Regions from separate parts of the Mus musculus genome. Here all the other regions are linked to region 2. The links are chromatin loops, found by intact Hi-C in ENCODE. Cell type or tissue: gastrocnemius. All regions are shown on one strand.

The links. Hi-C counts contacts between places; a loop is a spot of excess contacts. Peaks named below come from ENCODE experiments on the same cell type or tissue, not always from the same donor. Only the 100,000 strongest peaks of a DNase experiment are listed, where the experiment ranks them.
Region 1: a loop joins it to region 2, with 10 times the contacts of the local background. A loop is called at or near these places in 39 of 42 quality-filtered maps.
Region 3: a loop joins it to region 2, with 5 times the contacts of the local background. A loop is called at or near these places in 14 of 42 quality-filtered maps.

The regions. Positions count from the first base shown.
Region 1 is chr2:79,507,895-79,515,894 of GRCm38, reverse strand. No RefSeq gene overlaps it. Among named protein-coding and RNA genes, the nearest start is that of Gm39867, 38 kb to the left of the region's middle. In gastrocnemius, no CTCF peak of the experiment used is centred here; a DNase peak (open chromatin) is centred at 3,742; H3K4me3 peaks cover 709 bases.
Region 2 is chr2:79,770,283-79,778,282 of GRCm38, reverse strand. The region is part of intron 4 of Ppp1r1c (protein phosphatase 1, regulatory inhibitor subunit 1C); the gene reads right to left. Among named protein-coding and RNA genes, the nearest start is that of Ppp1r1c, 67 kb to the right of the region's middle. In gastrocnemius, CTCF peaks have their summits at 264 (motif pointing right) and 3,624 (motif pointing right); a DNase peak (open chromatin) is centred at 3,641.
Region 3 is chr2:79,648,000-79,655,999 of GRCm38, reverse strand. Itprid2 (ITPR interacting domain containing 2) reads right to left here. Exons shown (of 18, transcript NM_080558.4): 9 at 4,540-4,612; 10 at 825-913. Among named protein-coding and RNA genes, the nearest start is that of Itprid2, 17 kb to the right of the region's middle. In gastrocnemius, no CTCF peak of the experiment used is centred here; no DNase peak of the experiment used is centred here; H3K4me3 peaks cover 323 bases; H3K27ac peaks cover 1,324 bases.

The sequences.
Region 1 (8,000 bases), 260 kb after region 2:
GGATCAAGGAACTCCACATAAAACCAGAGACACTGAAACCTATAGAGGAGAAAGTGGGGAAAAGCCTCGAAGAGATAGGCACAGGAGAAAAGTTCCTGAATAGAACAGTAATGGCTTGTTCTGTAAGATCGAGAATTGACAAATGGAACCTCATAAAATTGCAAAGCTTCTGTAAGGCAAAAGACACTTTCAATAAGACAAAAAGGCCACCAACAGATTGGGAAAGGATCATTACCAATCCTATATCAGAAAGGGGACTAATATCCAATATATATAAAGAACTCATGAAGATGGACTCCAGAAAACCAAATAACCCCATTGAAAAATGGGGCACAGAGCTAAACAAAGAATTCTCAACTGAGGAATACCGAATGGCTGAGAAGCACCTGAAAAAATGTTTAACATCCTTAATCATCAGGGAAATGCAAATCAAAACAACCCTGAGATTCTACCTCACACCAGTCAGAATGGCTAAGATCAAAAATTCATGTGACAGCAGTTGCTGGCGAGGATGTGGAGAAAGAGGAATACTCCTCCATTGTTGGTGGGATTGCAAGCTTGTACAACCACTCTGGAAATCAGTCTGGCGGTTCCTCAGAAAATTGGACATAGTACTACCGGAAGATCCAGCAATACCTCTCCTGGGCATATATCCAGAAAATGTTCCAACTGGTAATAAAAACACATGCTCCACTGTGTTCATAGCAGCCTTATTTATAATAGCCAGAAGTTGGAATGAACCCAGATGTCCCTAAACAGAGGAATGGATGCAGAAAATGTGGTACATTTACACAAAGGAGTACTACTCAGCTATTAAAAACAATGAATTTATGAAATTCCTAGGCAAATGGATGGATCTGGAGGGTATCATCCTGAGTGAGGTAACCCAATCATAAAAGAACTCACATAATATGCACTCACTGATAAGTGGATATTCGCCGAGAAACTTAGAATACCCAAGATACAATTTGCAAAACACATGAAACTCAAGAAGAAGGAAGAGCAAAATGTGGACACTTCGCCCCTTCTTAGAATTGGGAACTAAACACCCATGGAAGGAGTTACAGAGACAAAGTTTGGAACTGAGATGAAAGGATGGACCATCTAGAGACTGCCGCACCCGGGGATCCATCCCATAATCAGCCTCCAAATGCAGACACCATCGCATATGCCAGCAAGATTTTGTTGATATAGCTGTCTCTTGTGAGGCTATGCCAGTGCCTGGCAAACACAGAAGTTGATGCTCACAGTCAATGATTGGATGGAACACAGGGCCCCCAAGGGAGGAGCTAGAGAAAGTACCCAAGGAGCTGAAGGGGTCTGCAACCCTACAGGTTGAACAACAATATGAACTAACAGGTACCCCCAGAGCTCCTGTCTCTAGCTGCATTTGTAGCAGAAGATGGCCTAGTAGGCCATCAGTGGAAAGAGAGGCCCCTAGGTCTTACAAACTTTATATGCCCCAGTACAGGGGAAACACCAGGGCCAAGAATTGGGAGTGGTAGGTAGGGGAGCAGGGGGTAGGAGGGTATAGGGGACTTTCAGGATAGCATTTGAAATGTAAATGAAGTAAATACCTAATAAAAAATTGGAGAAAAAAAAAGAAAAGAGAAATAGTTTTCAATAATGAGTTTGGTAAAGTCATTATTGAAACTGTGTAACACCCAGGGAGTATAACATAACTGCCTTTAAGTTGCATAACAGTGTTTAAGTTGAGAGGCAAAATAGTGTGAACTCCCAACAAGTTGGGCTCACTTTCTGTTTGTACTGCCTGGCTATGAGGTATTTTCTTTTTCTGACTCTGTTTCCTTACTCTTACAGTTGTTTGTATTGAATATTCTATGCTAAATCCTTGCGTAGACTTTCCTGTCAACTAAAAGTCAACTGTGTTTAGAGTTGTATTGGTACACACTGGTGTAAGAAGAGCCACAGTATGAGAAGAGTCTCTCTGGCTCAGCTCGCTCCTTATCTCTTGTGTGGAGAGCCTCCTGTGCATAGTTGTAAATGCGTGAGGGGGGGAGGGGAGAAAGGGAGGAAGACTAGGATAGCTTCAACTTAGTGCAATTACTGATGTTTAGAAATTGACCAGAAGTTTGTATTTTCACTTAAATTAATTATCACTGAAAATTTTGCATGTGAGTTTTAAATTATCTGACTTTCTTAGAATTTCTTTTTATCCTTTACCAATCCAAACAGGCTGTCCTATTCCACCCTAGGATTTTGAGAAACTGACCTTTTTAAGCAGTTGGGAGAAGCTGACCAGAGAACATGAATTTATTTTTCACGCCGGCCTGTGCCAACTGATCGACAGGCCTTTTACCAGGCTCTGAACAACCAGAAGCCACTTAACTCTTAACCAGGGTTCTCTTAGCTCTTTGCAAGGTGGTGATATTAACACTGGCTCGCTTTGAGGAGGAAACAGCTTATGTAACCATGAAGCCTGCAGATCACACAGTGAACCCAAGGTGGGCTAAACTCTACACAGTGTGAAGTATTTACTTTTTTGTTTCTTTTGAGAGGATATTTCTGAAAATGAAGTAGTGTCTATTAATGGTACATTTGCTTTTCCTCCTTCCATGGTTTCAAAGTTTTCTCTGCTGGTCTTCCCCTTTGAACTTTCTTCAGGAGTTTTTGAAGAAAAATCAGTGGGTTGATGAATTATCTTCTTGGTAGAGCACTGTTTACCTCAACAGTTTTCATAATTCATCGGACAAAACATTAGGAAGGAGGCAAATTTAAATGTGAAAAGCAGAGCTGGAGAGATGGCTCAGCGGTTAGGAGTACTGACTGCTCTTCCAAAGGACACTGGTTCAATTCCCAGCAACCACGTGGCAGCTCACAACTGTCTGCAACTCCAAGTCCTGACAACCTCACTCAGACGTATGTGCAGGCAAAAAACCACAGCAATGTTCATAAAATAAATAAATTGTAAAAAAAAATGTAAAAGGCGGTTTCTCTGTAGACAAAAATTTAAAGCATTTTTATAAGATGAGAAATTTTTAGAAATCATTTCTAAGATCAGATGCATTTAAAGGGCATTATTGCAAAGTTAATGATAATGCTATACGAACTGAAATCTGATCATTCCACATATATCTCGACTTGATAAGATAATAAGAAAGGAAAGAAAAGAGTCATAAAGCCAAAATGCTCCCCTTTCCCTTCAGGTTTGACTGACCATGGTTGTTAATTTTAACATCCATTAAGGTCGCTTGCTTTATGGAATAATAAATTATGAACTAGCAGGTTATGACTGCCTGTATGTTGTACACCATATGGCCCCATTCAGCACTGATATAGGAAATGCCACATACTTGGTAAATATCAGGCATGAATGACATATGGCAGCAAGGGTGGACAGAAATCTAGTTTGAAAGCTCAAAGTCCTAGAATGGTAAATTCGGGCCCCACACAGATGAGGCTAATACCATTAGCCATTTATTGCAAAGGAACTAAATCTTTACAAATTAAACTCATGATGGATTTTAATCACTTGGCTAATGTTGGTAAATGATTATGCCCCAAGCCATCATGATAATGATCATTACTAGCAAGAATCTGTTTTTACAATGTTTCTAATGCTCAAAATTAATCCAGAAGTCAAGAGCCATTAAATCATTTCTCCTGCAGCAGAGTTTTAAGACGGGAGCATATTTCACGTAGCTGTCATTAAAAAACAAAAGCTAAGAAGGCGATGGAAAAATACAAAAGAAAATCAAGCTATTAGCTACAGCGCCACCAAGCGACCAACTTCACAATTCCCTGTAAAGCCCGAATACATAAAAAAGCACATACAGAAACGAAAGTGCTGTAAGACCACAGCAAGAATCGCCAATGGATGCTGGTTATTGACCAATAATGAGTCTCATAAGTACAAGAGGGTAACTTCCCACTCCCTTGAGTTATAGCACTTATGTGAGACTCATCAGAACTAACCTGGTGGGTTCCCAGAGAGCTGCCAAACATTCAGAACTTGAAACAAATAAAGATAAGGCCATTTAAATAGCAGCTATCCCTGGGCGGTACCCATGGCATTATATGACAGCATCTTTGCACAAAGAGTAAAGTATGAACAGGTGTCAGACTTCTCACACTACTTCCTACGTCACAAATCCTATGGGACAAGATTATATGCTGGCAAATCTAAATCAGTTAATAAATCAGTCAGTCAATCTATTTATCTACCACTCCATCCAACGTCACTTTATTATCTGCCTATAATTTATAATAAGAGGTTTCCTAAGTAGTAGAAAACTAAAGCATTTTATAATTCTACACAAATAACTTACAAATGACCTCACTAGCAATGTTTGAGCCATTAACTTTTTCATTTGTTCACCAGGGGTATCAGTAGCTCCAACTGTTCCAGGCATAGTGCTGAAGTCTGAAAATGGCATGGCATTGTGGGACATCACGTTACTAGGAGCTCAAAACTAGTCATGTAAGATGGAAGGAACATGGCTTGAGAAAGGATGAAAAATTTAAGGATACTAAGTGTACATGTCAGCAATAGGTAGGGCCATTTCATCTGTAGACTACAGTAACTGACTCCACCCTTATGAGCTGTCCCTGAAAAACTGTTTTCATTCTTAAGGCCGAGCATCACGAAACTGAAAACCAACCAAGCAACAAAAATGACTAAGGGAGTGACACACTAAGTGACTAATGGGAGAAACTCAAACGGAGCTAAATTTAAGCCATTGGCTTTATGGACGTAACAAATTGGGTCTAAAAATAGGAGTCAGACAAAGGAGCTGATACCGTTCTGCAGTATTCAAAGAGATAGCCATGGGAGTGAACAGTGGGATGGAGTTAGGTAGAGGAACATTTAGATTATATCAGGAAAAGGCTTCCTGTTGGAGAAAACTGGCAGATTAACACAATCGTCACCAGGAAATGTTGGGAGCTCTATTTGGTGATAAGTGGAAAGCTCGGACTGGAGCTGGAAACGTGTTCTCAAGAGCTGAGGAGAGGGAACCGTTTTGATGGTGCCTTCAGCCTCCCAGTGTAGCGATCCACACCCTGCCTGTGTAACAAGAGGAGTGGAAATCTATCAAGACAGGGCCAAGAAAAGCAAACGTGTTCTCGTGGAATGTGAGAGTGAGTTCATAATACTTCAAAGGTATAAACTGTTCAGTTAAACCTCTCTTCCCCTTTCATTTGATGCATCTCTCCATTGGGCTGCGTCAGGGGTTAGACAGAGCCACGGTCTGGTTTATTAAACTGAGAACAGGAGCTCAGTCCTGTATGCCACTAACTAGAACTAATCCAAGAGATACGGCCTCCAACACAAAACCTGGTGTTGATGTTTACCATATACAGCAATTTAAGTTATTGCTTCTCTCCTGGACTGAAATAAGTAAAACACAAAGAAAATATTAATCACCCAGGCTATGTCCATTGACTCTTTGCCCTTACCTTTCATGACATGACTTATAGGGAGTTGGAGTTTATTATCCCAGTCAGTTTGCACTGACTCCTAGTTAGGTCACACTGGAAAGGCCTGGTTTCCTATATGTTTCTGTTGCCGTTATATTAAAGGGCAAGAAACAAAAGACTCTGTGTCCCCGGAGCTTCTCTGTGGACACTGTGACAATGCACCTCTACTTGGCTTCAGTTCCTGACTTGGGAAATACGTGTTTCTCTCACAGTTTCTGCCTGGTGGCTTTGGACCTTCACTCTCACAGTTGCCTGGCCCTACACCCACAGCTGTAATGCAGTTTTCTTTCTTCTGAGTCTCTGTTCTGACCTTCATGATGATACATAGTTTCTACTGCCAATTTACACTGATCTACCGGGGAAATCAAAGAGAAAAACACTAATGTTTCTGGCCTAATTTTCTCAAATGGCACAGAAACACTTTGTGGTTGTTAGGCTTTGGTTTAAGAATTCATCATGTGAAAATATATCCATTATTCACTTTTCATATTTCATATTTCAGGTATATCATCGAATCAACAGTGATAGCTAGGCTTCTGTTACAGATTACAGTTTAAATTGTCCTTTAAGCCATAAATAATTAGTCATTATTAATGACTTTTTATAGGTAAAGAAATGTTTTGCTAATATCAACTTACTTAGTGTTTTCTAGGAATCAAAGTACTAGGATTGTTTTGCTTGTTTTACAGTGAATGGTCAGAAATATATGTTCTAGAGTACTCATATAACTGTTATGCTCATGGTTTACCAAAGTACTACCCACTATAACTTACTATGTACACTCTATAATTTTCTTGCATAAGTAAATTATTGTTATTTCTTTTTAAGTACAGTTGGTATCCATATTTTTCCTGTGCCATAATTTAGAAAATTTGATCAACAGACAGGTAAATAGATGGTTTCCCTCAACAAGTTATAATTAAAGTCCCAAACACTTTCTCATGTTAGGCAATAGATTGCCTTAAAACACACCTATGTGTAGGCCCACATGACTTCAGTAGCAGCTGAAGATACAGAAAATTGCAGTCCTAGTCCACAGTACATTTTAAGTCCCAAGGCTCTAATCCTAATTCACTTCTGTGTTGCAATCTCTGAAGATTTTCTGGTATATAGAAAATATTGATCATCCTTTTTCTATTCCCAGTTTCTCCAAAGAGCAAATGAATAAACACAGCATCTATCTACATGATTGGCTCTATTCTTTCCGGGTAAGCTGAATGACTAGGCAATGAAAGATGGTCGCATAATTACTTTTGTATTCACACATACCTAATCCTTACTCTTTCCAGTTTGTGAGATAGGATCTTTGTCACATGAGTTTTAGAATTCTACCTAAGCCACATCCAATATATAGACCATAGCTCAGAAGTCAATCTTAATCACTTGGAGCTTCAAACATCCAAGGCAAGAATTCTCACTTCTGCCTTATCACGCTAAACTTAAAATAACTAGTTATCCTTAGAAAGCAAAGACTTTGTAAATGTCCACACCTAAATCTGAATATTAAATATGCTAGATATTCAGACTCAATTACACCCAGTTTCATTAATAATACCAGATTAAGTCATGTGAAATTGCCATTTTTATTGCTTAAAAAGGTCAAATGTTGGCAGCTTCATAAAGCTTAACTATGTAAAATTAGATATAATAAGAAATTTCATTAACCACAGCTATGTGCTGGCCATTCTATTAGACATATCTTTTAACTATATATTGGGTCTTTATACAGTCTTGCAAGATGGCATTACTGTTACTCCAAGTTATCCAGAAGAAAAGTTATGTAATTCCACAAAATTGTCATGGTTTTCGATTATTTTAAATGTGTGCTCATTTTTTATCGTGCCATGCTTTCTGGCTTGTCCTTTTTCTTTCATTTTCCCTTGTTTTCTTTTGTCCTCTCTGTCTCTCTGCCTCTGTCTCTCTCTTCCCTTTTTAAGGGAACATTGGAGATGGGGTTTCTCTGTATAGCCCTGTCTATCCTAGGATGTGCTCTGTAGACCAGGCTGGCTTCAACCTCAGAGGCTTCCCTCCCTTTGCCTCCCGAGTGCTGGGATTAAAAGTGCACCACCATTGCCTGGCCCTGTGATTTTTAAAGATGGTTTTGGGATAGGTCCTCCTTCTCCTTCCCTAGTATGCAAATGCTAAAACATCTGGAACCTTCATCAAGTGCCATTTTGCTGCCCACAAGAATTTTGCCCTCTAATCAATGGCACCTTTACATAGCTTTGCATTTGTACAGCTTTGTTATAAACCGGCATTAAAATTAAATCTGAATTTGGCTCCTTGTAATTTCTACTTCCAGTTTTGTACCTACAGGCCTTTACAGGTGACAGGCTTTCATAAAAATGAATATAACTATATTTCCCCTTCTTTGGCATCTTTAATTCTTAATCTCCCTGAATCATAGAAATTGTGGGTCATCCAGTTATATTCTGTTGTGTAATAAAAAGCAGGATCAGGATGCCCCATTACATCCAATATAGTTTTCTGAGTGGCAGTACAATGGGGAACGAGCCAATGAAAAGATATAGAGAGAGTAAGAATTGGGCGTGTGCACATTT
Region 2 (8,000 bases):
GCTTTATATCCTGAGTATGTCCCTAATAGCAGCATCCAGACTTCACAAGAGGCTATCCAAATGGTTTATGCATTTTACAGAGCTGCATCATGTAACTCTGTACTATGATAGAGTGCACACTCTTGTCAAAAGAATTAGAAGGCCACACACATATTTACCTAAAACCCAACGTGTGTGTTTGCATTTGTGTGTGTGTGTGTGTGATACACTCAGCCACACCTTAATGAGCACTATGCACTATTAATTCTCACATTCCATTTTTTCCCAGTTTTGTAATGTGAACACTAGAGGGAGCCATAACCAGAAAGTACACACGTGCCTTTCATTTTCCTCAACTGCATACACTTAAGTGTTTCAAACCAAATTCTGGATCTAAAACCTTACAGTTTTGCTAAAAATTAAACAGGATCTAGAAATATAGTTTAAATAAAATGATCCATCAAAAGCCATAAGCCAAATAGAATTTTAGAGAACTCTTGTCAAGGATCTAGAAATATAGTTTAAATAAAATGATCCATCAAAAGCCATAAGCCAAATAGAATTTTAGAGAACTCTTGTCAATGTGCAGTATGACCCTAAAATGTTGTAGTAAGTGTCATCCACGTGTTGAAGGAGTACTGTGTAGATGCAGTTTGCACATCACCTCCTTACTGAACACTTGTGCTACCTCTTATGGCCATTGTGAAGACCTTCCCTTGCCTCTTCCATTCTCCAGTGGAATATATTCAGTATTTTTCATCAAATCATGAGAATTATATTAAATTATCTGAATTAAAGGAAATATAATTTATCCATATTCCTGACATATTAAACTTGTTTGGTATGTGTATAGTGTGTGTGTGTGTGTGTGTGTGTGTGTGTGTGTGTGTATTGGTCAGCTGGGCCACTGTTGAGGGAGGCCCAAGCTAGAACAGTATTAAGAATACAACAAGCTGTATTAAGGGTACTTTCTCAAGGATCAAGTGGGTATGACAGGCAGGTGGATTACTGTCAAGCAGGAGCCATCAAGTCTTGCTTGGATGTAACAACAAACAAGGAGTAATTAAAACGATGTTGAGGATTTGGATCTGGGCACATGGAGAACAGTGGGAGCCTTCACAACACCTGGAAGACTCAACAGTTCTTTCATGGATTGAAAATGAAATCTTAGATGGCCAGACTTTGAGATGCAGTCAAATGTTAAGCAGGTTTATTGAGCAAGCGCGCGCACACACACACACACACACACACACACACACACACACTGAGACTGAACATCAGGAATTAGTCATAAGCAGAATAAGAAAATCGGCAAAGAGTCTGGAGAGCTGGCTCAGTAGTTAAGAGTGTATATTGCTTCTCCAGAGAGCCAAGTTCAGTTCCTAGCATGCATGTCATGTGATTCCAGCGGCAGAGGGGTTGGGATCATCTGCAGGGACTACCTGGGCACCTAGGTTTCAGATTTTAAGCCTCCTGAAGTATAAGGAAAAAAAAGTTGCCTTTTAAGTCCTGGGTTGGTGACAATTCTCAATGCAACCCTAGGAAGCTCATACCAAGTTTTCATTTTTTGTAGATGAATCATAAATATCAGGGCAGTGAAACCAGACAGGGCATCCAACAGCATTCTCAAGGTCAGAGAATTAAATGGTGCTGGAACTCAAACAGAGATTGTCCGGCTTTAGCTTTTTAGACTTAGCCCCTACCTATACTGTCTCTATTATGATTTCTTTTAATTGCCTGATAATAAAGAGTGACATAACACGTGTTGGGGAACTAGAGAGCACCAAGGCACCTTGTCCCTCTAAACACATACAATGTCAAGTTCAAACCACTTCGATAATAAAACCACGGTGTATTATCTTGATAAAACCTAATATAACAAAACCAACGTTTTCTCTCTAAGTAGCAACAGAGAGCTAACAGAGACACGGGTCTATTTGGAATAATTCTGTGGGAGATACTGTTTATCCATCTTCTTTTATGGTTTTATTTAAGGGTTGGGGCCTGATAATTCTTGTGGAGAGCCGTGAGCAATCGCCATTACAAGATGGCGCTGGCTTCCTCAGTGCCTAACTAGTAAACAAGCAATGTGCGCAGGTGCTGAGGTAAATTCGTGCCAAGTCACTGCCCATCTCAGGACGTAGCAGTAGGGTGATGAGTGAGCAGCTAATCAGGAGCTGACACGTCACAAGGAGGGGTACCTAAGCAGCTCCTTTTTCCGGGATCGGGGTCTTCCTGAGAAGTAAGCAATAAAGCTTTGCCGTAGAAGGATCTGGTTGTCCGAGTGTGTTTTGCTGGCGAAACGTTACAAGGACAAATTCTGCATGTAGGGGTTACTCTAATTTGAATCTTTTAATTTTCAAGATTGATTTTTATGTGTATGGGTGTTGTATCTGCATTTGTATCTGTGCACAACATGTGTGCCGCGCCTGCAGAAGCTGGAATGCATTGGAGTCCCTAGAACTGAAGTTGCAGAAGGCTGTGAACTGCCCCATGGGTCTTGGGAATCAAACCCAGGTCCTATGGAAAAGCACCAGTGTTCTTTGTTTGTTTTGTTTTTTGTTTTTTGTTTTTTGAGACAGGGTTTCTCTGTATAGCCCTGGCTGTCCTGGAACTCACTTTGTAGACCAGGCTGGTCTCGAACTCAGAAGTCTGCCTGCCTCTGCCTCCCGAGTGCTGTGATTAAAGGTGTGCGACACCACCGCCTGGCTTCAGTGTTCTCGAGTCATGTCTCTAACACCCCACTCCCCAGATATTTTCTTTATACCAAAAATAAATAAATTTTGATTATGTAACGGGAGTAGTCACGTGCTGACTTTTTACAAGGAGTTTCTATGGGTGAGCGTGTTGCATGGCCATGCAGAGTGTTGGGCAGGAAATTAGCTTTCAGTCTGAGTCTCTGTGAAACCTAGTCTTCCCAGGAATGGTGGAAAGTGCAGTTAGCATGCCTATGCTGCTTGCCAGGTCTGCACTATTTTGTTAGTTCATTATGACTCCCTTTAAACTAGTTTCTCCTCGTTAAAGAAATAAATGAGAAACTTGGTTGGAGTTGGTGAGGGATATGTTGCTTAAAGATTACACATATTAGAACCGTCAAGGCTCAATTTTCTCTTACTCCATTCTCTTTTTGTGACCTTCGCAAGTGAAGACCACCATCATTGTCTTAAAGAAGAAATGAACAGGAAGTTAGTTAGTTTGAAAAAGACCATCCCAGGTTTGTGTGCTATTCCTTTGTACAGAATAAAGGTAGCTTCAGACTTGAGAATAATGCCCTAGTATGTGACAGTCCAGAGAGTTTCAAGGGTAAGAAGCTGATAGTGAAGCTGGCTTTGGTTAGGGTTAGTCAGGAAACAAACAAACAAACAAACAAAAACCATAAAAATAAATAACCTGCCTACCATGTCTAGACCCTGTTTGGGTTTTAGTTTCTAAGCAAAGCAATATCCAATCGGCATACAAAATAGTTGGAAGGTAAAAGATACAGAGAGAGTGTGTCTCACAATATAAGGACACCAAAACTAAAGAACTCCTTCTGCTGACTATTCATTTAGTGTAAGCCCATTTTGTGCTGAAAAGAATACATTTTGTTCTGATTTCTTAAGCACTACTTTCCAAGAGAACGTCTGAAATCTTAAGTACCAGCAGAGGGCGCTCTCCTCACAAGCTCTTCGTTCTTCACATGCTATGAGAACTTTGTGTAAAACCCTTCAGGTCTCATTGCCAGTGAATAAAACACAGAGTCGTGGCCCCTTGTTCCTGGAGTGTTTATATAAGAGACCAAAACATTCCCGGGAGATCTGTTGGCCAATTACCAGGGTGCAGAGGAACAGTATTCATCCAGCACACACTGGAACACACACTGGAGAGGCTCCAAGGGATCTGCTCAAGTTAATGAGTAATTATGCAATTATGTGAAAATATACACACACAAACACACACATATGTATATATATATATATATATATATATATATATATATATATATATATATATGTGTGTGTGTGTGTGTATATATATATATATTTATAATAAGTATATATGCACACATATAGATACATATATAAACTCAGGGATCAGAAAGGATTAAAATACCTGTCTATAAACTAGGAATGTGTATACAAAAAGCAAAGACCTCCAAAGATTCAACAAAATTACTTCATCCTAGTAAAATGAAAGTACACTTTTAGAGTTGACAACAGGCTCTGCAATATTTCCTTTTCCAATATTTCTAAAACTAAATTCAATCTATCGATAATTAAAACTGATGCTCATTAAAATCAAAACTTTTAGAGCTTTCTCCCTGTCAGCTTTGAGATCTGGGAACATGTATCTTAATTTTTAAAAAGTCACATAAGAACTTGAAACGTCCTGATACTCTAAAGCAGGCAGCCTGGGCCTGGAAAGGGGGATCAACCAATAAAATGATTGCCACACAAACGTAAGGATCTGAATTTCATTCTGAAAGACACACAAAAATATCCAGGAGTGGTGTACATGCCTGTAATCCCAGTGTTGAGGAGGAAGAGACAAGCTCGTTAGCTAGCTACTCTAGTTTCATCAGTAAGCCCCAGGCTAATAAGAAAATAAGGTACACAGAGACCTGATGGAGAAATACATTCTTAAGTTCATAGGTACACACACACACACACACACACACACACACACACACACGCACACACACTCACGCACAGTGGTATAATGTAAAGTCTACACTATCTAAACCTTGAAGCATTGCCTGACTTCAGTTGTTGTTGTTGTTGTTGTTGTTGTTGTTGTTGCAGCCATGAAATTTAATCTAGTTCTTACACACATAGGTTTCATTTCTGGCTTGACTTCAACTTAGAAGATTTTCTTAAGTTTACATTACGTCTAGGAAACAAAGCTCACATGTTAGGGCTTGAATCTGAAGCACCCCCCACAGGTTTACACGTTTAAACACTTGATTCCCAGCTGGTATTGATACTTTGGAAGGTGGCAGAATCTTTGGCTTGTGAGACCTGGCTGTCGGACACTAGGAGTGGGCTTAGAGGTTGTAGCTCAGTCCTGGTTTTGGTTCAGTATGTCCTTCCTTCCTTTCTTCCTCCCTCCCTCCCTCCCTCCCTCCCTCCCTCCCTCCCTCCCTCCCTCCCTCCCTCCCTCCCTCCCTCTCTCCCTTCCTTCCTTCCTGTCTATCTGTCAGTCTGTGTGCCACAGCAATAAGACCATCTGCAGCCAGTTCCTGCTATCATGGACAGAACCAGTCCGGCTGCCAGGTCTTGCTTGCTGAAGTGCATGGTACCCTCGAAACTACAAGCCACTAAGTTGTTTTTGCAAGGTATTTGGTCCTAACAATGAAAAAAAAATAACTAATATAGCAAGTAATTATGGAAGATTAATTAAATCATAACTAAAGGACCCTTTCTCTGCCACCTTTTAAGAAAATCCAAGAGAAAAGTGGTTTTTTGTTGTTTTCACAATTTTTTAGAATGAATAGCATTGGTACAAAGGAATCTATAGACATCCACTTTTTCTAATAGGCTAAGAACATTTGCCAAATGAATCTCTCTCCCACATCTCTTCATGTTAGTATTTACAGGTGTGTTTTTAAAGACCCGAGTTACCTAATAGCAGGGGAGGAAATGGAACGTTGAAGAAAATATCATAAGCAAGATGCTACAGGCACACAGAATTGTGAAAGATCAATAGAGAAATATTTTGAAAGAAATATTTCACAAGTGCTAATTAATTTATTGTGTAGAGGGGCAATTACCTAAGGGAATAGTGTTAGGACTAGAAGATGTGAGGTGACCTTATTAAACATCAGGACTCGAAGCATGAAAGAAAATCCGTGTTGGAAATTACAGATCCAAGATCCCTTCCTTCCAATTCCTTGCCGTGATTTTTACATATTGTGTGTTCAATAACATCAAAGGCATTAATAGGTACTATTATGATTTTGAGAGAAAAATTCAAAGCTGTGAGTGGTGGCATGTGCCTGAAACCCCAGCACTAGGGAAGCCATGACAGGAGGATAGCAAGTGCAACCTCGCTCTATAGCCAAGCTAGTCTTGGTAGGATGTAAATCAGTCAAGAAGAAAAGAACAGGGGAAAGATGGGAGGGAGGCACAAAAGAGAAGGGGGGGATATGATGTAAACAAATAGAAGGGGAAGGGACCTCTTATTCTGTTTTATCCTAGATCAAAATCCGTGATTTCTAGAAATTTTGGAGATGCTGGAAACTTTCTCCAAAGATTCACACCAATTCCCACAGAGGTAGACTTTGCAAGTCAAATAGCAATATAACAAATAATATAAATTAGAAACCTAAATTCATCTAAAAATGAAGTATGTTTTAAATTAAATTACAAAACATTGTGGCTGGGTATTTTGTTGTTGTTGTTGTCTATTCAAAAATGCTATTTTAATAAAATGTAACCACTATCCTGTTGTAATGTTCAAGACATGAAATATGTTTATTTTTCTAAGAACTGCTAGAAACTGAGACAAAACCCAGAATTTCTTTGTCACTAAATGAGCCTCAAAGGAAAACCTCTTGCATATTTGAAGCAGGGTGCCCAGACTGTGGTGTTTCACAGGCCTAATAGGTAACAAGAATTTAAAGCTGGGCGACATACTTTCCCCAGATGTGATGGCACAGAGCAGTTATTGTTGCTATACTAACTACGTTCTAGAGTACCTCATAAGAAAACCTAGCAATGTGGTTGTGTGTGGCAATAATAGTGGTTTAACTTGGCTGAAGATCCCCCCACTCTCAATGAAAAGCCATCTATGGCTTCAAGACTAATCCCTTGACAGTGCAAACCAGATGAACTTCTTTGTAAGGATCTTGATGTATCCACTCCTTCCTTTAAACTTCAGAGTGTTTAAGGAAAACTTCTGTGTGAAGGAAGTAAAGAAAAATGCAGGAAGATTTGGTGAGATTTTACCATGTTCCTGATGTCCCCAACCTGTTTAGAATACCAGGGTATGAACAGAACTGTAGGTGGCTTTTGCTTTCATTTCACATCTTAACCCAGTGTCTGCTGTAGAAGATCAAGAGAGGGTTGTGAAGCTTCCGGAAAGGCAGAACTCAAGGAGGGGCTGGAAGATGACTGGGAAGTTCAAAGTATGTCTTGCTTTTCTAGGGGGCCACAGTTTAGCTCCCAGTATCTATGAGGGGAAGCACACACACTGCACATGCACACACACACAAAGAAAATAAAAATCTCATTTAATAAAAGGAATGCAAGGACCTTGGAACTGTCTTTTATAGGAAGTTGGGCCACACATTGCATTTTAAAATCTGCAAAAGAAAAAAAAAAAGAAAGAGAAGAGAAGAGAAGAGAAGAGAAGAGAAGAGAGAGGGAGGGAAGAAAGGAGAGAGGGGAAGGAGGAGGGGGAGGGGGAAAGGGAGAGAGAAATTTCAAATATCTTGCTTTAAAAATATATAGTAAATAGTAAATATTGTGGATGCTTCTGCAAGTCTGGCCAGGTTTTCCTCACCAGACCCCGACTCTCACAGCTGCCCTGCTCATGTCCTGTTCTTTGTCCCCTAAACTGCCAGGGTCTGGGAGAACCAATAATCTTTCAAAAATTGTACATGAGGGCCGAGAAGGAGCTTTACTCCCAGAAAGAAAACGACAACAACCATTTCACGCTCTCAAAGACCTCTGTAACATTCTGGCTCCTGCTACATAGAAAGCCTAATTGTCTTTGAGTTGTTATCTCGGTGGAATATTTTGTTGAAAGTCAATGAAACCATTGAAGCTTGATTTTTGCAATGAGGTGGAACAATGCCACTCCAGAGTGGAGTACAAAGGCAGGCTTGGTTTACCTGCCAAGGGCAAACTAGTACAGTGCAGCCCCTACTGCTAATTAGAGAACATGGGGCTCAATGTAGAATCCAGATTGTAAGTTTGATGCTTACAATTACATTGTGTGTGTGTGTGTGTGTGTGTGTTGTGACCTACTATTTTCCCTGCAACTGTAACCTTTGGACATTGCAGTACTTGCTATTTTATTTCTTAGTGGAAGAATCACAA
Region 3 (8,000 bases), 120 kb after region 2:
TGTCCTGCACATCATACAATGAATTATGATCACAACTATATCCTATTTCTCCACTCTAACTCCCTCCAGATCCCCATATCATGTCTCCTTCCCAACTTCAGTCTTAATTTTTTTCTTGGTAACACACTGAGTACCAGTCTTATCCATATGTACAAGGGTTTAGGGTTACCCACTGGAACATGGCAACCTACTAGTGGCTAGAACCCCCAAACAAAATGAGCCAACTACCAAAAGCTCTAGGGTAGACTCTTGTGAGCCCCTCTTCCCACGTGATTCTTCCTGTGTCTCCTTAGGTGTATTTCTTGCCTGTTTAGCCATGCTCTTTAACCTTTTTTGTTTTCCATATTTCAATTTTCAGATTTTATTAATGACATTTTGAACCCCTTTCTTGTGCATTCTATGACTCTATGTACCTACCAACCACCAGCTTCCGAGTGAAAAAGCACCTGATTTCTGGATTGCCTAAAACATCTTAATTTTCATAAAAGTTCATAGAACTAGAAGGAATGGGAGTTTTAAAGTAAATAAAATTTATTATAAAATACTAGAGTATAATAACTATAAGCAAATAAGAAAAACATCAGACCAGTTTAAAACCAAAGTAATTTAGTTACTAGTAATAAAATAACTAAGATTTATTTATTTTTTTATACCCAGAGATCATGAATAAGTGAAACCTGAAATTTATAGCCAAGATCTACATTTTAGACATTTTATTCCTATTCCCATTTGATAGCCAACCTTACAATATGACACATGGACAGACTGACTGCCTTAAAGTGAGGGTAATGACAGTACTGACTAATGCAAACGGAAAACTGTACCAGGAGGTGGTTGAGGGAGACACAGTCTGTGGAGTCCTCAGCAAAGCCGCTGCTATCGGAATGCTGACTTGCAGTTCTCAACAGATGATCTGTCAGTAGAAACATATTATTAAACAAAACCAGTGCATAGGCCTGCAATGGCAGTGACATCGTCACAGATACGGTCCCCAATAGAGCAGCACAAATTATTTATGAAAACTTGCAGCTTCAAAGCACAGCAATAACTCAGGTTCAAATAAAAGCTGAATCAGGCTTTCTATCAGAAACTCTCAGCATTCATTCATTTGCTTAGTAAGTTCTAATGGCAAAGTATTTGATAAATCCTATTACCACAAATGTAAATTGGATGAAATAAAACTAAACAATTTACAAATTATGAAAATCTATAAAAATAGTTAAGAAGTGAAATTAGAAGTTTATATGCACAATTCAGTAAAATATTCTGTATTTGAAAGAACGAAAGTAAGGGCTATAAACTAAAATCACTGGAAATAGGAGGGTATTCAAGTATCTCTAGTGTCTCTTATGATGCAAGTATCTGTGCTAGGAAATAATTTTTCATAACTAAAGAGAAGCCAAAGATTCAATTAATATATGACACTGCTAATTTAACAAAGACATGTTTATCATTATGTCTTAAAGTTCTAATCTCTAAATATATATGCATAAATGTTCTTTTATGAAAGATAATACATATATAAATAAAGATATGTTCTTTTACATATAGCAAGCAAGATGGCATTCTATCTACATTACGCTTACCCAAGAGGGGATTTTATATCTTGTACATTTGCAAGGCTGTGTGAAATTCTTTCAGAATTTCAAAAGCAACAGGCTAAATACAGTGTTTACCACATAATCTAAACCAGATAATATGACTAAATAAAATCCAAAATTAAACTTCACTTGGGTTTAAAAACATTTTGCTGGAATTTGAAGGTTTAAAAAAATAGTGATTATATCCCAATTAAAAACTGAGAAAAACTTCAACAGTGTTCTGATATTAGTACAGCTGGATAATTAGTTAAAGAAGTGTTCCATCTCCTTACCAGACCTAGAAATGTTGGAATCCTGATGGAACTGGACTGTAACAGATTGTCCCCAGCAGTCTAACTGGGCATTACATTCCTTCAGAACCAACTAGCCGCCGTCTAGCCAGAGCAGCTGCCACTGTCTCTCTCTGTGCTGTGTGTGCATGGTTCTGTTTTGTTTTGTTTATAACTAGACTGTGAGCCCATGAAGACAGGAACTTGACTTATTCTTACTGTTCTGGTATGGAGAACAACATGGCAGTGTTTGCTTGATGACTCAGTGATAACTCTCAACAATTAAACAGTTAGAGAAATGGTCTAGAAACTGAAGGGCCTATTGGTAGGGAAAAGGGAACTTCTCTGAGGTACAAAGAAGCCAGACTCAGTTTCTTCAAAGATCTGCTGACTGTGCAGCAGCATAAGGTCTGGGCCGGTTCCCCTCAAAGCTGAGTACCACGTGTCCCACAGTCTGATTGGCAGTGCAGACTGAGCAGGCTTCCGAGTCGGCATGGGGAACTGAGCAGCACAAAGAGCTTAAGTTCCTTCTTTGCTTCATGGTGCAAAGCAGTAACCTCTCTCTCTGCAGACTGGGAGCCCAGTCCTCCCTGCACAGCACTACTTCAGGGGAAGATAGGCATGTGTTCCCAGAGCTACAAATCCCACCGGCAGTGCCATGCTCATCTACAAACCCAGAGAGACTGGCAAGTGGAGCTTGAGTTTGAAGCCAGCCTGAACTAAAGAGAAAGACTGGCTAAATATAAGCAAACATTCTAAAAGTATAAATATCACAATCTAAGGTCTTTAGGCAGATATTTCTGTCCCATGAAATGCATAGTTCTCTTGGGCTAAAGAGATGACTCAGCAGTTAAGAGCATTTGTTTTTGCACAGGACCTGGGTTCAATTCCCAGCACCCATATGGAGGTTCACACACAACTGTTAACTCTGGTTCCAGGGGCTACAACACCTCCCTCTGGCCTCTGTGGCATCAGGCATACCCATGGTGCACAGACATATGTGCAAAACACGTAAGAGAGCAAAAGTACCAGTAACATACCTACTGATAAAGGAAATAAATCTTATAAAGGAAACCACAGGTCTTTACTAGAGAAATTTAGACCTAAGGATTGATGCTCAGTTCTGAAGACATAGGATATTACCTTAATTTAAAAATTAGATGAAACATTTAAGTATGAACCAAAACAAAATATGGAAGCCACCTGTTTAGTATCAAAATCAGTATATTCTCTTCTAGGTTTTCATGAAAAAACAGTTATCTTCTATAAAGAGAGCAGAGTAGGACTTCTAGGAATAGGAGGCTGCCCAGTAAACACTAGGCCAGGACATGAGCTGAGCCACTGAACGTCTCTCTGTGCAAGAATGCGTCCCTGCACTGAGACTACAGGAGTGCACTTGCAAAGCCGACCAGTGAGGGCACGCCTTGTTTCTATTCTACTTGTGAAATGACTATGCTGCTAATTCTAACTATGAAGTTATGGCCAGTCTGTGATGTACCACATTACCACAATTCCAGAGACTACCTTCCAAAATGGACCAAATGTCACTGTTTCCTGTAACCCTTTTCACAACTGCACAGGCAAGACTCTTTTTCTGTAATTTTATAGAAGATTTCTTGGCAAATATGTAAATGGTTTTATTTGTGTCCTCATAAACAAGAGACTGAAGACTGGTAGCCAGGAGAAACTCCAGTTTGACCATCACCTGAATATATCTTCTGCACTACTCACAGCTTCCCTAGAACAACTGAATGGAAATTGCCCATACTTTATCATCCTTTGACACATATGAGTCAGTTGCTTTGTTCAATATTGCCTCTGTCTATTCCCTGTACACTTCAGAATCAGAATATCCAATGAGAAACTTCTCTTTGTGTCTGACCAGAGCTGAAGTGACTGGGAGCCCTGTTCTTTAATGCCACACTGCAATGACAGAAAAGTCACATGCAAACTGTTCCTCAGGAAGACTAACATGTAATTTTCTATTCTAAGAACATACATATAAATTTTTGTTAAAAAAAAAAAAAACAACAGGTGGTATGTGTGAAGTTTTAAAAATAAACAGTCCTACCTTCAGTGGTCATTTAACTTCTTCCTCTTTCTTTCTCTAAATATCAAATGCTTTGTAAATTTAAAACCAGACAGCATTTTCTAGTGGATCCAAAGGTTCTGTGGTCAATAATTAATGATCCAAGAAAAGAGCAGAATCTGCACCCGCTCACCTTTGATCCACACCTCTGTATTTAACTTGGCTTAACTCTTGCCAGCGAGTTTCTGCCAGAGTTATACTACATGTATTATACTTACAAGATATATTGCATAAAAAACTCAGAGAACATAAGAGAGTGTACAATCATAACAATGTAAAAGTAGTCTGTTTCAGTACATGTGCAGATTTGAAAACTAGAGCAACGAGCAATTTTTAATGAGGGTTATTACAGGATAAACAATCTAGAATAAGTTTGTAAGCATAAAAGTCTCCCCCATAAAATCTCCACAAAAACTATATGCTGAGATGAGAGCACGTTCCGCCCCTCCTCCCCACACCCCACCCCTGCATCCTCATCTTTTCACACTTACTGCTGCTCCACACACTGAGAGACACTCCTCTCCTTCTTAGCTGACAACACAGAGCAACTATAGGAAGGAGTGGCCAATGGTCCACTTACCTCTTTTTGACTTGGCAAGACTTAGCTGGCAAGTGGCTGGCACGTGAGGGGCTTCTCCCTCTGTGCTCTGGACCTAAAAGAGAACCATATGTACTTAAAACTAAGAGAATTTGTGGCAAAGAAGAGTGTCTCTAGATGGTTACTCATTAAACAAGTCAGTCTAGCTGAAGTGCTCCAAACATTATGTAGGCACTTTATCTCAAAATTGGCAGCATGTCCCACAGGTTCGTTTTCCCACCTACTTCCCGCTAACATGTAGCACTCAACCTAGGGAGCTAGCAGAGAAAAACAGCATATAAAGTAATTGCTTATATACAAACGTATACAAACCTCCACATAGAAAGACTTTGTTTCTCAAAAGTTGCTATATGTGTAAGATGGCCCACACCAGGAGCTTGCCCCAAATGTTAAACATTAAAGTAGTTCCCATGTGAGGGAAAACGGTAATCTGTGCATCATAGAAGATGATGGATGACTGAGCCCTATTGGAGGCAAACACAAATTTGGTGTCTATGTAAGTAGGACACCACGTTTCCACTATTAAGTTTTCTGAAGTCCTCCAGTTTGAGGCGTCAATTGTTACTCATGTATAAGAATGTTCTGTCCTGATAAAAATGTTCTTTTAAGATACAGTGGTATTTTAAGTGGGAAGGAAATCTTAATACAACTAAAATCTTGAAGAGTCTTACCCATAAAAGTCGCTCTAAAAATTCTATTTAGTGGAAGTACCAAACCTAGAAAAGTTGCCATTTTCCTACCTGTATAGCTATATCATTATTTAGGAAATTTTGATTCTAATGCCATCCTCACCCTGTGGAGGAGTTATTTGTTCATTTCTACCACTTTACCACTTAAATGGAAACAAAATGGTAAAACACAGGTTTTTAAACATGAACAAATCAATCAACAAATAACAAACTTTTGATTTGAAGCCTGGTATACTTGAAGCTATGAATTAATTTAAAAATAAGAAATATCCTATAGGAATGAATAGAAGGTCACCACACACAACTACTACACACATACACACAACCACACACACAGGAGAGAGAGAGAGACAGAGACAGAGAGACAGAGAGAGATAGAGAGAGACAGAGACAGAGACAGAGATGGAGACAAAAAGAGAGAAAGCATACATATACATATACCACCACCACAAAAATTAATGGCAGTACTCCCATATTCAGGAATTTCTGATTTGTGATGACTTTTGTATATAGTCTCATGAACCTATAGTTATGATCTGAAGAAACTGAAAGTCGTTACCATTTAACACCCTCCTGAGTCTGACACATAAAGTCAGCTTTACTTTTATTTGCTACTACTCAAAAATTATATTATTCAAAGCAGCAGATACAAGTCCAACCGGAAAACCATTGTTTTAGTGCAAGGGAACAGAACACATTTTCTTTTTATATTCAACAAAAGGCCTATTATTAGCTGCTACTCTGGCCCAGCCTAATACAGGTTTCTAAATAACAATCATTAGCTAGATTGAAAGAATACAGAAGCAATCCAGATAACTATTTATATCTTAGGAATCTCAGCTAGACACAACAAATTATGACCTCCCACTTTATAAATGTAGGATTATAAAATATTCTATTTCCTTAGAGATAAATTAACCACAAAGTGGTGAGAATCTAAAGAACATGCTACCTTCTCTAGCCATCTATCCTTCATGATGCTAAGAGGGGAAAAAATTTCTCCTCTTACTACAAAGCCCTTCATCAATGCTAGACAGTCTCTGAGAGTGGAGAGGGTCATATTTTCTTACACAACTGCTAATATCAGGAAGACTATTCTCAGCAAAATCTTACTGTATTAAGTCCATGGCGTGAGTGACGACTTATTCTTAGTTTTACTGGTCATGACTATGCAAAAGTCAGATTTCAGTGTAAAACCGTGAAGACAGTACAGAATAAAGATCTACACAGCAAGCATTCCTAGTGCTGTATGGTAAGTTGGCCATGTACTCTAGGTAGCCTTTGATTAAAGTTTTACAAATATAATCAAACAAAACTGAAGCCAGTAACAAGTAATAGATTTTTATCATACAATTCTTGAAACTTTAGGTTAAGTTCAAAACTTCCCACAATAAAAGGAAAACAAAGAAAGTACACATTAAGCCAAAACAACAGAGTTGCTTTCTGAATTCACGAGTGGATACAGCTTTCATCCTGTCCTTCCACTCAGGACCAAAACAACACTAACCACTCTGTCATTTTAAACATACTAAATACAAAATAATGCTGAAATAAAATCTGAATGAGAGTCTTAGAAATTACAATTCTGTGTGGTATCACAAAAAAGAAATAAAGAAGGAAAGAGAGAAAGAAGAGAAAGAAGAGAAAGAAGAGAAAGAAGAGAAAGAAAGAAAGAAAGAAAGAAAGAAAGAAAGAAAGAAAGAAAGAAAGAAAGAAAGAACAAGAAAGAAAGGAAGGAGAAAAGAAAGAAAGCCAAGACTGCTCTGCCCTAAGTTGTACGGGGCTGTGACAGCCCTTCAGCTTCTGCCCACTGATCTCACTGATCTCCTTCCTCACCTCTGCCCCATGGCAAATGTTCGGGGCAGGTCAAAGGAGCCGGACCTGAGTTCAAGTCTTACTAGCCAGTCGCCGGCTTCTAAAAACTATCTGTGTTTTGCAATTATAAAATAAGGGTGAAAACTCTTCTACCACAAGTCCTTAAGTCAAGCAAAAGTAACTACAAAAGTAACAGAGCAGCAGAGACCCAGGACAGCATCCCTCAGCAGCTTCCTTCACGGACGGCAGTCATCTCCTGCAGCTCTGACACTGGAGCAAATATGACTTCCCTCAGAGAGAAGATGAAAACCACTGCTGGGAAGTCATATTTTAGTGTCAGGAAGGTGTAAGGGGAGGGGAATGCTTTCAAACAACCTTTGTAATAGTTTATTATCCTGTAATTACTTCTAAGTTACCTTAAAGAAAAGAAAACTAAGTTTTAAAATAAACGACACACAAAGTTTGTTTCCACTGTTATGTAATTTTTAAAAAGACTCAAGAAATTATAGATTTAAAAAAAATCAAAACAAAACAGCCAGAAACAACCCAGTGACTATCTGGGATTTGGGATATCAGGACAGATACCAAATATCAGAACTCATATTTAAATTCTTATCTTCAGAAACTACAGCTACAAATAGGCATGGTGGCCCATGCCTGTAATCCCAATATTTGGGAGGCTGAAGCAGGAGAATCAACCCTGGCAGCATAGCAAGATCCTGTCTAAAGAAACAAAATTCACAAATTTGGAAGGCCAAAGGCAGAATTCCACTGTTCCTCAAATACCCCACTGATTCGGGATTATTCGAACTCAGATAAATAAATGAGTAAACCCTAAAACTTAGAAGCTAAAAGTAGTAAGTTGTATAAGTACAAAGGGAGACTTACAAACAGTTATTTTAGGAGCTCAAGCAGGATTATGTATGCACCTACTAACAG